Linked DNA regions of Homo sapiens: region 1 is linked to region 2. Evidence: read pairs that join two places in POLR2A ChIA-PET (ENCODE). Cell type or tissue: Panc1. All regions are shown on one strand. Each heading gives the region's core, and the rest is flanking DNA. Links, peaks and the distances in the headings are about the cores only. Region 1 overlaps RPA2 (replication protein A2). Region 2 overlaps XKR8 (XK related 8).

The links. Peaks named below come from ENCODE experiments on the same cell type or tissue, not always from the same donor. Only the 100,000 strongest peaks of a DNase experiment are listed, where the experiment ranks them.
Region 1: POLR2A ChIA-PET joins it to region 2 with 7 read pairs; 17 of 35 experiments call an interaction of 5 or more read pairs at or near these places.

The regions. Positions count from the first base shown.
Region 1 is chr1:27,899,865-27,905,239 of GRCh38, reverse strand. The region is part of intron 4 of RPA2 (replication protein A2); the gene reads left to right. Among named protein-coding and RNA genes, the nearest start is that of RPA2, 12 kb to the left of the region's middle. In Panc1, for the core only: no CTCF peak of the experiment used is centred there; no DNase peak of the experiment used is centred there.
Region 2 is chr1:27,966,695-27,972,069 of GRCh38, reverse strand. It overlaps XKR8 (XK related 8), which reads right to left. Exons shown (of 3, transcript NM_018053.4): 3 at 3,977-5,375. The coding sequence ends at 4,870. EYA3 (EYA transcriptional coactivator and phosphatase 3) reads left to right here. Exons shown (of 18, transcript NM_001990.4): 18 at 1-1,726. Among named protein-coding and RNA genes, the nearest start is that of XKR8, 9.4 kb to the right of the region's middle. In Panc1, for the core only: no CTCF peak of the experiment used is centred there; a DNase peak (open chromatin) is centred at 3,159.

The sequences.
Region 1 (5,375 bases), core at 270-5,269, 67 kb after region 2:
TTTATAACATACTACAAATGATACAGAAAAGCGTGTATTGCCACAAAGAAGTGTTTGCCATAAATTGTTGAGAAAAGCATATTACAATGTGGTATGCAGGATTTGACCCAATTTTTACAAAGCAGCATATATATAAGTGTCTTTATAAACATGGATAAAATAGACTGAAATACAGTATATACTTTTTATCCTTTTATTTTTCAATTGTGCAGAAGGCCTCTTGGTGTTTTGTATTTTGTTTTTGAAATACATTCATTACAGAAAATTTGGATAATAAAGACTGTTTTAGGCTGGGCATGGTGACTCACGCCCGTAATCCCAGCACTTTGGGAGGCCAATGCTGGCGGGTCACCTGAAGTCAGAAGTTTGAAACCAGCCTGGCCAACGTGATGAAACTCCATCTCTACTAATGATACAAAAATGAGCTGGGTGCCTGTAATCCCAGCTACCCAGAAGCTGAGACAGAAAAATTGATTGAACCTAGGAGACAGAGGTTGCAGTGAGCCAAGATTGCGCCACTGCACTCCAGCAGATTGCGCACTGCTCTGTTGCTCTGGGCAACAGAGCAAGACTGACTCAAAAAAAAAAATGCGGTTCTCCTTCAAAAACCACAAGTTATCTATAGAGAAATAACTTGGTAGTTATGTAATTTTTAAATTTTTTCCTTCTCAGAAAAATAAAGGATAATTCATTCAGCAGTTATTGTTGGAGTACCAATTCTGAACTAGACTGTGCTTGGTTCCAGGTATAAAAAGAATGAGGTAGACACAGTCCCTGCCATCAAGCAGGGAGGTAGATACTATGGATACCTAATACTACTTGTTCATATAAAATGCACTATGCTTGCTTATAAACCATTTAAAAAATCACCTGACATCTCATGTCTCTTAAAGAACTACTATTACGACACATTTTGGAAAATACCCTTTCAGACATCTGTCTCTGCATATATGTACATACAGGTGTCCACATACCTCTTTTACTGTAGAAGGGATAATATGCTATGCAACTGCTAAGTAATTTGCTCTTTTCACTCAAAATTATGTTGTGGAACTGATTTTTTTTTTTTTTTTTGAGATGGAGCTGTGCTCTTGTTGCCCAGGCTGGAGTGCAATGGCGCGATCTCCAGCTCACCACAACCTCCGCCTCCCAGGTTCAAGCAATTCTCCTGCCTCAGCCTCCAGAGTAGCTGGGATTACAGGCATGTGCCACCACACCTGGTTAATTTTGTATTTTTATTAGAGACAGGGTTTCTCTGTATTGGTCAGGGTGGTCTCGAACTCCCAACCTCAGGTGATCCACCTGCCTTGGCCTCCCAAAGTGCTGGGATTATAGGCATGAGCCATTGGCCTTTTTTTTTTTTTTTTTTTTTTTTAAATAGAGACAGGGTCTTGGCTTGCTGCCTAGGCTGGCCTCAAACCTGGGCTCAAGTGATCCTTTGGCCTTAACCTCCCAAGTAGCTGGAACTATAGGCTGATGCCACCGTGCCTGGTGAGGAGCTGATTTTTTTTTTTTTTTTTGAGACTGAGCTTCACTCGTGTTATCCGGGCTGGAGTGCATTGGTGCAATCTTGGCTCGCTGCAACCTCTGCTTCTCGGGTTCAAGCGATTCTCCTGCCTCAGCCTCTCGAGTAGTTGGGACTATAGGCGTGCACCACCACACCCAACTGATTTTTGTATTTTTAGTAGAGACGGGGTTTCAACATGTTGGCCAGGCTGGTCTCGAACTTTTGACCTCAGGTGATCCTGCCTCAGCCTCCCAAAGTGCTGGGATTACAGGCTTGAGCCACCATGGCCCAGCCAAGAACTGATTTTTTAATGTTATCTGTAAAGATTTACATCTATCATTTTAAATGACCACCGATTCCATTATAAGAATACATCATCCCTTACTTAACAGTGGACCCAGTCAGGGAACAACATTTAACTTCTTTTCAGTCGTTTGCTATTATATACAATGCTCCAGTGAGTATCTTTGCATACATTTCTTCATGATTATAAAATAATCGTAAGGCCAGGCGTCGTGGCTCACGCCTGTAATTCCAGCACTTTGGGAGGCCAAGGCAGGTGGATCACCTGATGTCAGGAGTTCAAGACCGGCACCGCCAACATGGTGAAACCCCATCTCTACTAAAAATACAAAATTAGCTGGGCGTGGTGGCACACACCTATAATACCAGCTACTCGGGAGGCTGAGTCAGGAGAATCAGTTGAAGCTGGGAGGCAGAGACTGCAGTGAGCCAAGATCGTGCCATTGCATTCAGCCTGGGCAACAAGAGCAAAACTCCATCTCAAAAAAATAAAATAATCATAAGATGTATTCCTAAAAGTAGGTTTTCTGGGGGGAAATACACATTTGACATTTTTTTAACATCTTAGTTTTTGCATTTTTGTACTGTCTTCTCTAAAGGTACCAGTTTACGCTTCAGTCATGCATGAGAGTGCCCAGTTAGTTTCCATACCCTTAACATTTTTTTTTTTAAGAAATAGGCTGGTCTCAAACTCCTGGGTTTAAGCAATCCTCCCACCTCAGCCTCCCAAAGTGCTGGGATTACAGGTGTGAGCCTCTGTGCCTATCCTCCATACCCTTTATAACAATGGGTTTTTGTCTTAAATTTTTGCCAGTGTGATAGTTGTTTTAAAAAATAGTCTTTTTGACTAGGTGCGGTGGCTCATGCCTGTAATCCCAGGACTTTGGGGAGGCCAAGATGAGTGGATCACCTGAGGTCAGGAGTTTGAGACCAGCCTGGCCAACATGGTATAACCCAGTCTCTACTAAAAATAAAAAAATTAGTCTGGCATGGTGGTGCACGCCTGTAGTCCCAGCTACTCGGGAGGCTGAGGCACAAGACTCGCTTGAACCCAGGAGGCAGAGGTTACAGTAAGCGGAGATCTTCACACCAGTGCACTCCAGCCTGGGCAACAGAGCAAGACTGTCTCAAAAAAAAAAAAAAGTATACGTAAAAATAATAAAAAAAATTAAAAAATTAGCAGGGCATGGTAGCACGTGCCTGTAGTCCCAGCTATTCGGGAGGCTGAGGCAGGAGAATTGCTTGAGCCTGGGAGATGGAGGTTGCAGTGAGTCAAGATTGCGTCACTGCCCTCTAGCCTGGGCATCAGAGCAATATTCCATCTCAGAAAAAAATAGTCTTTTCAGTGAAAATTTTGTCATTTTTTTATGTGTATTTCTTTGGTTTTAGCCATATATATGTATTTTTTTTTTTACTATGTTTAATGTCAATTTGTGGGGTTTTTGTAAATTTTCTCTTTGATTCCCCTTCCCCTAACAGTGTTTTTGTTTGCAAGAACTTGAAAATGATTATAGTGACCTCTTATAATGAGGCCAGGCACAGTGGCTCACACCTGTAACTTTAGCACTTCAGGAGACTTAGGCAGGAAGATCACTTGAGGCCAGAATTTCAAGACCAGCCTGGGCAGCATGGGAAGACCCTATCTCAAAAAGAAATAATTTTGAAAAATAAATTGTGCAGTTTTTTCTAGTTTACCTTTCGGAAGCTTCTACTAGTCCCAAAGTTTGTTTTTTTTGTTTGTTTGTTTTAGTTAAAAAATACTTTATGGTGGCTGGGCGCGGTGGCTCACGTCTATAATCCCAGCACTTTGGGAGGCCGAGGCGGGAGGGTCACCTGAGGTCAGGAGTTCAAGACCAGCCTGGCCAATGTGGTGAAGCCCTGTCTACTAAAAATACAAAAATTAGCCAGGTGTGGTTGTGGGCACCTGTAATGCCAGCTACTTGGGAGGCTGAGGCAGGAGAATCGCTTGAACCCAGGAGGTGGAGGTTGCAGTGAGCTGAGATCGCGCCATTGCACTCCAGCCTGGGCAACAGGAGCGAAACTGTCTCTCAAAAAAAGAAGAAAAAAAAAAACTTTATGGCTAACAAATTGTAATAATCAGTTATCCGAACCCTCAGCAATTCATAATGTTTTTGCTAGTGGACATTCTTGCCTCACTGTTGATGGCTGCTGACTGAGGAGGGTGGTAGTTGGCTGAAGGTTGAGCTGGCTGTGGCAATTTCTTGAAATAAGACAACAAAGTTTGCCTGAGTAACTGAGTCTCCTTTTCACATAAAATTTCTCGATATTATATCATGCTGTTTGATAGCATTTTACTTACAGTATAACTTCTTTCAAAATTGGATTCAATCTCAAACCCTGCTACTGCTTTCTCAACTAAACTTATGGAGTAGTCTAAATCCTTTATTGTCGTTTTAACAATGTTCACAGCATCTTCACTAGGAGGAGATTCCATCTCAAGAAACCAGTTTATTTGCTCATCCATGAGAAGCAACTCCTTTGAGAGGCCCAGGCGGCCAGATAGATCATTTGAGGTCAGGAGTTTGAGACCACCCTGGCCAGCATGGTGAAACCTCGTCTCTACTAAAAATAAAAAATTTAGCTGGGCATGGTGGTACATGCCTGTAATCCTGGCTACTCGGGAGGGTGAGGCAGGAGAATCACTTGAACCTGAGAGATGGAGGTTGCAGTGAGCCAAAATTGTGCCACTGCCCTCCAGCCTGGGTAACAGAGTGAGGCTCAGTCTCAAAAAAAAGGAAGCAACTCCTCATCCACTCAAGTTTTACCATAAAGTTACAGCAATTCAGTTATATCTTTAAGCTCCATTTCTAATTCCAGTTCTCCTGCTATTTCCACCACATCTGCTGTTACTTGCCCCACTGAAGGTGGAGGTAGCAGTGAGCCCAGATTGTGCCATTGCACTCCAGCCTGGGTGACAGAGCGAGACCTTATCTCAAAAAAAAAAAAAAAATCTTAAGCAGCCACCCAATATATACTTCAGATTAAAAAAGAGCTGTTGGCCAGGTGCGGTGGCTCATGCGTGTAATCTCAGCACTTTGGGAGACTGAGGCAGGTGGATCACTTGAGGCCAGGAGTTTGACACCAGCCTGGCCAATAAGGTAAAACCCCGTCTCTACTAAAAATGCAAAAACTAGCCGGGCACAGTGGTGCATGCCTGTAATCCCAGCTACTCAGGAGGCTGAGGCAGGAGAATCACTTGAACCCGGGAGGCACAGGCTGCAGTGAGCCGAGATCCCACCATTGTAATCCGTCCTGGATGATAAAACGAGACCTTATCAAAAAACCAAATAAATAAATCTCAGCTGGGTTCGGTGGCTGACGCCTGTAATCCCAACACTTTGGGAGGCGGAGGCGGGTGGATCACCTGAAGTCAGGAGTTCAAGACTAGCCTGGTCAATGTGGCAAAACCCTGTCTATTAAAAATACAAAAGCCGGGCACCGTGGCTCACGCCTGTAATCCCAGCACTTTGGGAGGCCGAGGCGGGCGGATCACGAGGTCAGGAGATCGAGACCATCCTGGTTAACAGGGTGAAACCTTGTCTCT
Region 2 (5,375 bases), core at 304-5,303:
GCTCTTTATTTTAGAATGTAACTTGAACTCACTTTTATCATTGGCCTTTTTCCTCTTACTCTGACTTCCTAGCTTAGCTCTTTCCAAAAGGAACTTGAACTTGGCCAAGAGAGGTAAGGAGGCTGAGCAGAGCAGTCTTTGCTCATTCCTGGTTGTTGCCACCCTCATTTAAATGGAAGAGAGAAAACAGGAGCTTCTTGGCTGTTTGCCAAAATGAATTGTCCAGGGAACACAGTGCTCTCTGTAATTACCCTGCCTTTTTCTCCACCCCAACACAAAAATCTGGAAAGGAAAATAAGTGGGTAGGATTAAGAGCTGTTAGAAGCTGAGGACCAAAGGACACTGTGGGTCCATTCATCAAGGGGGAGACCCTCTTCATTAGAGTCCTCATGAAATTAGCCAAATGATGAGTCCTTCCCTAGCTGGGCATGGTGGGTTCTCTTTTTTTTTTTTTTTTTTTTTTTGTTGTTGTTGTTGAGATGGAGTCTCGCTCTGTCACCCAGGCTGGAGTACAGTGGCATGATCTCGGCTCACTGCAACCTCCGCCTCCCAGGTTCAAGCGATTCTCCTACCTCAGCCTCCTGATTAGCTGAGATTACAGGCGCCCACCACCACGCCTGGCTAATTTTTGTATTTTTAGTAGAGATGGGGTTTCACCATGTTGACCAGGCTGTTCTCAAACTCCTGACCTCAGGTGATCTGCTCACCTTGGCCTCCCAAAGTGCTGGGATTACAGGCATGAGCCACCATGCCTGGCCAGGCACTGTGGGTTCTACAGGATGGGTCTGTAATGTCACGGTGAGGGCTCTCTCTAGTAGTAGATCTGGAGTGAGGTGTGTCTTGGGTTGAGGAGGTGGCTTGACTTTCGAATGTAAAACTGACTGTGCCTTAGCATCACCCTGTCCAGTGCCCCTGGGGCAGCTGGTAGTGTCCAGAAGAATGGACACCTGCTCCAGATTTAGATGCCCATCTGGGCTTTTGTTTGATTTGCGGCGTTCCTGTCTTCTGTAAAGCTAGTGAGTTGTCCCAAGAGACTGATGCCACAGCTTGTTCGCAGTTTACACAAACTCAGCTTTAAAATTCCAAATAGAATCTGACTTGCAAACTCTAGCTGCAGCATGTGGAGCTTCTAGATGTTTACTACCTTGAATGGTTGTCAGTGTCACTGAACCACAGGGGAGAGGAGTATGGGGTAGAGCAATGGTCTGGGCCAAGGAATGGTGAGCTTAGGGTCTTCCTCTGACTCCTTACTCCTCAAGGAGGCAGTTAGGGTCCCTCTTAAGCAGGCTTCTATTTCTTACCACTAAATTGGTTTCCTTTTTCATCCAGAAGTTAGAACTCCCCAGATATTCACACTATAGGATCTGAATTCCGAGATTCTAAAATATCTTAAACCACAAGAGAGAAAATCTAGTTCTGCCTCAGCCCCAGTCAGCAGGCCATCTGTCCCTTCCTCTCCTCTGAGTCAGACAGCTCTGGCAAGCAAGGCTCCTTGGCTAGTTCCTAATGCACTGACAGGAGCCCTCCCATTAAGGACGACTTCTACTCAAAATGCGACTCTCCCTCTGAACTTCAGATGCCTCTGTTAGCAGGAAAAGGCATTGATTGGATTGGATATATTTATGTGACTGCGGGCATTTGTGGCTGTAGAATCCGTGACCGTAATGTTATATGTAATGGGAACTATCTTATAAACTTGAAAAAAATAAAGTTTTTATTTTCTATAGTTTGCTCCTGTGTCTTTTCTGAATAGGATCAGCACAGTTGCCCAGCTGTGTGGGGTCCTAATTATGGCTTCATAAAAATTCTAAGAGTTCATTAGAAAGATGTCACCCTTTCAGTAACTGGGTCATTTCACCAAAAAAGTAAGAACAAACCATTTGGTATAAATATACATGGGAAAATATTTTAAAATAATTTGTATGGGAGAATGTATTGTTTCTAAAATATATTGCTTTTAAAGTTTAGAACTGGAGTGAGAAAAGATTTCATTCACTTCCAAATATGCTGAAATTTATTAAGGAGAGAAATCAGTACCTTGCTGCACTGCACTTAAACCACAAAAGCGATAAAACTGACAAACTGATACCAAACCTCATTTGATTTGCCCTGATTTCCTGTCACATCAACTACTTTTTCTCATTTCATTTCTCTGATTTGGGTCTGGCTGTATCCCTCTGGTCTGGAAAACAGTCACAAAGCCTTTCTGCCTTTTAGTCCAATGAAGGAAATCAGAATTGGGTTCTAGCTTCCAAGTACCATACATGTCAGACTATAAGATGTATTTTTCCAAAAATTCCCCAGAAAAGAGGAAGTTGCCTATTCTAGTTATTAAATGTTTTCCTCATTAGGTGCACATTAGTTGAAGCAAACGCGTTAGCTGCTATATCCCTACTCAGTTATAAATACAAATATTAGAGGCATTGATTTCAAGCACAGAGTAGATAAACATCTCCATCTCTTCCTGCAATTTCAGGTGTGTGTGTATGTTTACATGTATTCAATTAGAAGAATGGTCTTTGTTCTAAGATTGGTACATCCTTTTATGAGATGATGAAAATAAATGGTGGTAGTTTTTTGTTTTGTTTTGTTTTGTTTTGTTTGAGGCGGGGTTTTGCTTTTGTTGCCCAGGCTGGAGTGCAATGGCACGATCTTGGCTCACCGCAACCTCCGCCTCCCGGGTTCAAGCAATTCTCCTGCCTCAGCCGCCCAAGTAGCTGGGATTACAGGCATGCGCCACCACGCCTGGCTAATTTTGTATTTTTAGTAGAGATGGGGTTTCTCCATGTTGGTCAGGCTGGTCGCGATCTCCCGACCTCAGGTGATCCACCCGCCTTGGCCTCCCAAAGTACTGGGATTACAGGCGTGGGCCACCATGCCCAGCCAAATGGTGGTAGTTTTTAATGCCCTTTTTTGTTAAAATTAAGTTGCAACCATGTTGGCCATTTTATAGGTACATGATATTCAAAAGCCTGAAAATCACTAGACAGGATGATCTGCAGGATCCTTTCTGCCTCTAACCATTGCTTGTATGTAAAAGTCACCAGCATCATCTCAGATCCTCTCCCTGCCCCCACCCTTCATCTCTGGGTCATCTTTAGTTCCAGGCCAACAGAGTGGTTACAAGTGCTTATTCATCCGGTGGAATTCTGTTTGCATCATTCCTTCCACCACAGTGGTTCAAGCTACCAGTGACTCCAGGTTCTGCTCCTTCTCGTGACATTTATAGGCCACACCCAAGTCACTGCTAACCAGCTTACCGGTTTTGCAGGAAGGCCTTCCCCAGCCATTCTATACAAAGTTGTAATTCCCACCCCCAACACACAAATACTTACTCTCTCTCCCTATCCCTTTCCCTTTTTCTTTTAGCACTTCTTAACACTATCTGATATACTAAATGTTTTACTTATCCTGGTTTTTGTGTCTCCACCAGAATAGTAACAGAGCTGAGACTATCCTGGATCCCATCACAGCAGTGACTAGAACATTTTCTTCTCTATCTCAATTGACTTTTCTGTCCCGTTTCTCCAAACCATGGACCTCCTAGAACAGCAAAAGGTTCCACTTCCCCAGCACCATCACCCACCACATCCACATCCCCTGAGGCACCTCATCACTTAACCTCTCAGAGCTCCCAGCAAAAAGACCTTTCTTCACCAGGCAACTATATTCACTTCTTGGCCCTAAATGTGTCTGTGGCCACTCCTGCTGGGCCCAGCAGCAGAGCTGGTGTTGAAGAGGATGCACTAAGTCAGCCCAGATCTGGATTCTGATCTCCAGCTGAGCTGTCTACCCCACGCTGGCTCACCAGCTCCTGAAACTTCAAACACGAGGTTGAGAAACCCCACCTAAGCCAGCCCTCTCTCTGTTCGTGGACCTTGACTGATTTTGAGAGGTAGATTTTATGTCCCTGATCTCTTCCAGTTCAGGCTCTGAACTCCATAGGGGATTTCGTTTGATGACACAGACTAGGTTGGAGGATTTCATGAGGCTTTATTCATAACCTAATAATACTGTTGAAAACAACACATCTGTCACTTGTAGAGACCCACAGGCACACACATTCTCTTCCTCTCACATAGACTGAGGTAGGAGGTACACTGGCTAAGGCAAAAAAAATACTCAGTGGCTGTGCAAGGCTCAGACCAGGCTCACAAGGCTCTTGGTTGAAAAGCAGCCCCTTGAGAGCAGGAGCAGAGGCCAGGCCAGCTTCACTGAGATCCCAGAGGTTCTGACTGGGGCCACCCAGAGTTGGGCATCCCTGGCTTCTAGCATTTGGGATCTAACCCGGGACTGGTTGGTGCAAGTAGCGGATGAAGCTAGGCTGGTAGCTGGTCTTGTTCCAGGTTGCAAGGACAGAATGATGTTCCTGGCACATAAACTGCTCTTGGCAAAGATTTGTTTCATGAATTGAATGAATGGTGTGGGGGAGGGAAGGAAGAATTCTAGAGGACAGCCCCTGTGGCCTCCTAGCCCAGGATAGGGGAGCTAAGGGGTGGGGCAGCACCTATACCAGTCATTTTAGAGGTAGCCAGGGAGGGAGGTGGAAGTTTTGGGGCACCAGCTATACCAATGGCAGGGGGAAAAGGTAGTCTTCTTTCCTCCCAAAGTGTCTTGTACATAATTGGGGCTCTTGACCCTCCAGGGCCCAGCCCTTCTCATCTTGTTCACTGTGAACTCCTTGAAAGGAGGCCTCTGCCCGACTCAGCACCATCCCTGGTGCCCGGCCCAGCACAGGCGTCCCGCTCTTGCTGAGTGCATAGAGGCCACAGCAGCATCGTTAGCTTATCCTCGCCTGCCTTCTGCCAACAGAGTCACTCTCCATCTCTGCTGGCTGGGTCTGATCCTGCTTCAAAGGACGCCGTTCACCTATCCCTTCACTGGCGAAGCAGCCTCATCCTTAGCCTTGGGGAAAAACTTCTGTGCTAAATGGGTCATGCGCCTGTTCTGAGGCAGCTGATACCCCTCTGGAGAAAGCAGACTCCGGGCCCCGTCTACCTGGTCAGGGTCGGGCTTCCAGCAGCAGCTAGGGTGCAGCCAGTGGTAGTACACAAGCCGCAGAGCCAGGCCCAGAAAGAAGCAGCCGCATCCCACAGGCAGCCACAGCTGCAGTGGAATCCCGCTGGGCAGCCAGGAGCTATGAGTCACCCAGGTGGCCACCAGGAGAATGCTGTCACTCAGGAGGAAGGCGAAGTGGATGATGGCCCGGCCTCGGGTGCGGCCCTCAGCCACGTTGAACCAGGAGAAATAGAGGATGGTGGCCACCGTCACCCGGTACAGCCACTCGGAGCTGGGGTCCGGCATGAAGTCTGTGCCCTGAAGCCAGACCCAGAGCAGCAGTACCAGCCACAGGCCCAGGAAGTGCAGGGCCACAT